2 separate regions of the Homo sapiens genome follow, and region 1 is linked to region 2. A link is a contact called in ENCODE Hi-C or POLR2A ChIA-PET data. All regions are on one chromosome and are shown on one strand. Each heading gives the region's core, a stretch centred on a gene start or an enhancer-like site at or near the end of the contact. The rest is flanking DNA. Distances are from core to core; before and after follow the strand shown. Region 1 has its middle 59 kb from the start of LINC00938. Region 2 overlaps LOC105369743 (a long non-coding RNA gene).

Evidence for each region. A loop is a pair of places that touch in the nucleus more often than their neighbours do. ChIA-PET counts read pairs that join two places held with the same protein, here RNA polymerase II (POLR2A). Pooled maps may share reads with other maps.
Region 1: a loop to region 2 is called in a map of naive thymus-derived CD4-positive, alpha-beta T cell, with 3 times the contacts of the local background. The contact joins two enhancer-like sites. A Hi-C loop is called at or near these places in 1 of 168 maps with a recorded cell type or tissue (naive thymus-derived CD4-positive, alpha-beta T cell) and 7 of 50 pooled maps. POLR2A ChIA-PET finds 5 or more read pairs at or near these places in 2 of 52 experiments (PC-9 and activated CD4-positive, alpha-beta T cell).

What each region holds. Positions count from the first base shown.
Region 1 is chr12:45,667,653-45,670,691 of GRCh38, forward strand. No RefSeq gene overlaps it. Among named protein-coding and RNA genes, the nearest start is that of LINC00938, 59 kb to the right of the region's middle. Within about 2 kb of position 1,524, at least 4 of the 41 ENCODE cell types and tissues checked have a DNase peak (open chromatin) inside an H3K27ac peak, as active enhancers do.
Region 2 is chr12:45,517,010-45,519,998 of GRCh38, forward strand. It overlaps LOC105369743 (a long non-coding RNA gene), which reads right to left. Exons shown (of 7, transcript XR_944886.3): 2 at 2,045-2,144; 3 at 1,309-1,402. Among named protein-coding and RNA genes, the nearest start is that of LINC00938, 210 kb to the right of the region's middle. Within about 2 kb of position 1,667, at least 3 of the 41 ENCODE cell types and tissues checked have a DNase peak (open chromatin) inside an H3K27ac peak, as active enhancers do.

The sequences.
Region 1 (3,039 bases), core at 274-2,773, 150 kb after region 2:
CCAAAATTTCAAAACCCTCCTTTAAATCTCCTTTTCTGATTTTTAAAATCTTTAGCATTTCTCACTATGCACATTTTTCTGCATTATCTTGTTTATTGAATGTCTCTGTCATCAGAATGAAAGCTCCATGGGGGCAGTAAATAGTTATGCAATGAATGAATGAATGTGCTTGCATATATTTTTACCTACTAAGACTCTATATCGTCAGAGAACCTAATATACCATATGGCACTCAGTAGACCAGCTGAGTAAGAGGAAGATCTAGAATCCTAAGGCCATTCCAAAGAATGGCACATTTGAAAGGGTGCCTCAGCGTGAAACACTCAACTGGCTACATAATGAAGGCATTGAGTGTTAGAAGGAGAGGAAAAAATCCCTAACATGGACATAATAACTTATGTCCTTTTCTAGACTACAGTGCCTAAGGACATCTCTGGGTCCTAGGCACATTGTTTATATTTAGTAAAAATTTATAAAGATTACTGATACATAGTATTTGGCAAAGAAAGATAAAAACTGACATATAAACTATTTGCTTATGAAGGATAAATTTAAGGTTAGATAAAAAAAAAAAACCTCATGTTGCTATATTGTATGACGGGTATGGTTTGCAAAAAGCATAATCCAGGGCCATTTTCCGCATTATATTAAATGGTGTTTCTATACTGAAATCAACTCCAAACTTATACCATAAAATATTGTGAAAATGTCATAGGTAGTTAGTGCAAGGTAGTTTTTAAATAGGGAGTCATTACTTTCGAATATCCATGGAACTTAACATTTTCTTACTTAATTTTTATCAAAAGATTTCAGGGAGTTTGGAACGTCTCACAAAATAGCTACTGAACAGGAATATGGAGAGAAGCAAAGTTTGTTAACTGGAATAAAATAAACCTACTTGGAACTTGGAACTCAAAATTCAAGCTCACTTACAAGGTGTCTGCCATGCCCTGCTCACAGAGTATACATTCCTGGTCAAGAATGTTAAGTCCTAAATAATCCTATCTTGGATGACACAGGAACTGATGAAAAAAGATAACCCAATGGCTTTATCACACCAAATATTCTATCACACAGATCAGAAAGAAGTTTTGACTCTAATCCCACTTAGTGGCTGTGTGAACTCAAGTAAGTAACTTAACCCCACTGATCTTCCATTGCCTTGTTTCAAAATGAGAATAGCATATTAGCACTGCCTTACCCAGTTGTTGTGAGGAGCTAATAAAATACTGTGTGTTAAAACGTGTGGTAAACCCTGAAGTGCTATACAAATGTGATGTATTATTTTTGTTCTTTAAAGGTCTTTTGACACCTAATCTTTGCCTCCATAAATGACCTCTTTGTTTTCAAGCTTGCTTTTGTCTGATCTTACACTGGCTCAAATTTTAATCTCTTACCTAGTGAAGTTATTTCTTTAGACCTTGCCTCTGCCCAGCTCTTTCTTGGACTACTAGAACCTAATTACTTCTGTGGCTTCTGTTTGACTCAGCATTCAATAGTATGGTTACTCTGAGCCTGCCATGTAAGAACTGTGAATGTAAACTAAGGGCTTATCCCCCTGTCTACTGTAATCCATCTAAGTAATATGCAATATTTGAGTGTAGATGACAAGATGGCATGAAATTTCACTTCTCTTTCAGAGAACGAAACCAATTCCTTATCTTTAAGAAGGTTTACTTGAAAGGACTTTCAGTTTCTCTTCATAAAATAATGTAGAAACCATTATTCTTTCTGTTTGCCTCTCACCTCAGCACTGGGCTGAATGTATTTATAAACTAAAACTAGAAAGAATTCTTGGTTTGCAAAAGATTTTAACAGAAAACCAGAGCTGATGGCTAATACTAGCAGGAGCAGGGTCTGTGTACTGGTTTCCACTTCATTAAATAATAGCAGCATCCAGCAGATACAGCACCTACTAAGTGCCTGAGTTTTTACATGTATTAATTCATTTACTCTTCACAACTATTATTAGCTCCATCTTGCTGTTGAGGAAAATAATTGACATAAGGTCAAACAGCTAGTAAGTGGAAGAGCTGGGATTCAAACTCAGGCCATTTGATTCTAGAATAAGGTCATATTCTTAACTCTATGTTATATTGCTAATAATAATGATTATTATGATACTGATAACAAAAAAAATGTATTATTTCTTGTTGCATAACAAATTGCCCCGAAATTTAGTGGCTTAAAAGAACAAAATCACAGTTTCTGTGAGTCAGGAATTTGGACACAATTTAGCTAGGTACTCTGCTTCAGAGTCTTTCACAAGCTGCAATCAATGTGTCCTGTGGGGCTGTAGTCATTCCAAGGCTCGACTGGGAAAGGATCCACTTCCATGCTCACTCACATGGTTATTGTTAGAATTCAGTTCCTTGCAGCCTGTTGGACAGAAACCATCCCTAATTCTGTGCCAGGTGGGCCTCTCAAACATGGTAGTTTGCAAAGTGTGAAAGCTGGGAAAGATATAGAGTCCAGCAAAATACAAGCCACTGTCTACTGTTAATAGACATTAGTATTTCCACCACTTTTGTCATACTCTTTTTATTAAGAGCAAGTAACTAAGCCCACACTCAACTGGAGGGGATTACACAAGGATATGAATACCAGGAAGTTGGGATCATTGGCAGTCACATCAGAAGCTGCCCACCTTCATAATAATTAACATTCTATAAATATAATAAGAAAATAACATTTATTGAGAGCTTACTATGTGCCTGGCAATAGTCCAAGCATTTCACGTATATTAATTCACATAATCCTCACAACAAACCTGATACATGAATTAGTAAGGGGAAGTGCCATGATTACACTTAGAGGTGGAGAAATTAATACCACTTTTCTGTATTCCAACAGATAAAGCCTTTCTTAGAATGCTTCAAAATGATTGCCACAAACTGAATCTACCCCAACCACATCCTCTTTCATAACCACTTGTCTTATTCACAGAACAGGCTTTTTCTAGCTGGTGGCAAATAGTAATTTCCCAAAGTAACCCCCTTCTGGCTCTACTAGTCCTGGGGGTAGGGAAGAAGAAGTAGT
Region 2 (2,989 bases), core at 417-2,916:
TTATTGTCTTGACAATGATGAACATTTGTATAGTGTTTTCTATGGGACAGGTAGTGTGCTGAGCTCTTAATTAAGTCATTTATTCCTCTCAACAATCCTATAAGGCATTATTATTATCCCCATTTTAAGATTAGGAAACTGAGGCCCAGAAAGGATAAGTAACTTGCCACATAGCCAGTCAGCAGTAGATCCATGATTTATCCACTGCCAATCTGGTTTCAGAAGTATTCTTGTACCCATTATGCTATGCTAAAGAAAGAAAAGCTTTTAAAAATAAGGTAAATAAAAGCAGAAGGTGTTCTTTACACAGAAGAGCGTATGGTAGAGATTATGACATTTATTTAAAAGACACACGCACTTTACTGGCATAGAGTTGATAATGAAGATGTAAGGTTCTTATCCTAAAGTTCTACTGACATCATAATTTGTTTAAAAAAATTACATTTTGGAAGATGCTGAGGCTGTTGCAGATGAAGTTCTCATTTCCAGAACTTAAGGCACTAAAGCAATTTAAGCCTTGGAAAATTAGAAGTAGACGCCAGCTCTTATCTTCATCTGGTGCTTTATGGCAGCCGCTCAGTGATATACAAAGCTATGTCTGAATAACCCACCAGATGGTCCAGCTGTGAGAATGTTATTGTTTTCTACCAATTTGTATCATTCCCATGGCTTCGTAAGTTCTAGTTCTTGAACCTTCAAAAGACACCACAACTTTTTCCTTAAGCTGTGAGAAAATAATATGTTTCCCAAATCCATCACAAAAGATTCATCAGATCTGCAGGTGAATTTGCAGACAAATGTCAGTGCTTTTTGCAGTCTCCCTTAAAAGGCTGTACTTTAGTTTATAAGCCCTTGTCCTTACAAGGGTTTGATAGAAAGTTTTTGTATCAGCAGGCCAGGCACGGTGGCTCACGCCTGTAATCCCAGCACTTTGGGAGGCCAAGGCAGGTGGATCACTTGAGGTCAAGAGTTCGAGACCAGCCTGGCCAACATGGTGAGACCCCCGTCTCTACTAAAAATACAAAAATTAGCTGGGCATGGTGGCAGGCGCCTGTAATCCCAGCTACTTGGGAGGCTGAAGCAGGAAAATCGCTTGAACCTGGGAGGCGGAGGTTGCAGTGAGCCGAGATCAGGCCACTGCACTCCTGCCTGGGTGACAGAACGAGACATCATCTCAAAAAGAAAAAAAAAGTTTTTGTATGAGCAGACTGTAGACAGTTGCTACCACTGTCAATTAGTTAATGCACTTTGTTAAAAATGATCCTTGTCTCTCAAAAGCCATTTTGTTATCTGTCTTTACACTCTTACCTTCTTCAGTATTATGTGGAATTGCTTGCCTGATGTTATTGGAGTGAGCATACTGGTCATTCACAGGCACTATATGTTCCCAACTATCTGTATCCTACAAGAAAGATGAGCAATAAGAACTCACACAGTGTGAATTATAGCCTAATAATTAGTATCTCCTGCGTTAGGAGATGCAAGGCTGAGGGCTATGCAGCCATTAAAACAGTTAAGCATGAATTACCACACTATAATTCAGGGCCTGAAGGCTCTTCTATACATAGAAGCAGATGTCTCTTTTACTAGAAGAGGGAAGCCGGTAGTAATCTGAAGCGGGGGAGGTGGTTTTTTGAAAAAATGCTGGCGTGACCCAGTTACTGCTACTGCACCCGGAAATAAGACATATAACACGCCTCTGAATTCCCCTGAAGCAGCCCTTGCATTGATCTTAGCCTTCATCAGCCTCCCTGTGGGTACCTGTGGGGCCAGCAATGGATCCCTGCATTTATCTAGCTTGAGCAATTTCCCCTTGTGCGTTTTTATTGTCTTACAATTAAAACCACAAAACACGCCCCTCACCCAGGACTCTACTAGAAGCTACATCTGAGTGTATCCCTCTGTATACGTGTCCAAGAGTAAGCACCCCATGGTATTTCAAGGAAAGCAGGCACTCTAAAAACTTTTCAACACCTGGCCCTGCCTGTGTCTCAAACTTGGTCTCCCTGTACTCACTTCCTCTCTCACATTGTTCCAACCATACCTTCCACATTGCTCTTCCTCATGCCGGCCAAGTACATGTATATCAAGGGTATTTGTCCTTCCTTCTGCCTGGAAGACTCTTCCATCAGGTGTCTGCATGACTGAAGGAAAGAAAAGGAAAGATATGAAATAAGGAATAAAACAAGGACAGGAAAAGAAAGCCTCAGAGAGTCCTTTCCAGATCATAATTCATAAAAGCGTTCCATGCCATTTTTGTTTGTCTCTTTATCTGACATTATTTTACTTCCAAGCACTTACCACTACCTGGTATTAAGTTGTGTATTTATGTGTTGGGTCTGTCTCTTTCACTACATCGTAAGCTCCATGAAGTCAGTTTATTTAATTTTTTGTTCCCTGCTTTTTAGCCTCAAATTCTCAGCCCTTAGAAAAGAGCCTGACACATAGTAGGTCCTAAAATATTTGCTGAATGAAAGAATGAATTAATGCACTCCCAGTTTCAAGGAACAGAAGAACTCATATTTCCATGCTTTTTTATTTTTATTTTTTTTAAGATATGGAAACAAGTCCGGGCGTGGTGGCTCACTATTATAATCTCAGCACTTTGGGAGGCTGAGGCAGGTGGATCACCCGAGCTCAGGAGTTTGAGACCAGCCTGGGCAACATGGCAAAACCCCGTCTCTATAAAAAATACAAAAATTAGCCAGACACGGTGGCACATGCCTGTAATCCCAGTTATTCAGGAGGCTGAGGCACAAGAATTGCTTAATCCTGGGAGGCGGAGGTTGCAGTGAGCTCAGATCGTGCCATTGCACTCCAGCCTGGATGACAGAGAAGATCCTGTCTCTCTGTCTCTCTCTCTTCCTCACACACACACACATACATACACACACACACACACACACACACACACAAAGATACAGAAATACAATTCTTCAAGTTCTTTCTTCACATGTACCTCCTTTCTACTTGAAATGACTAACTAGTT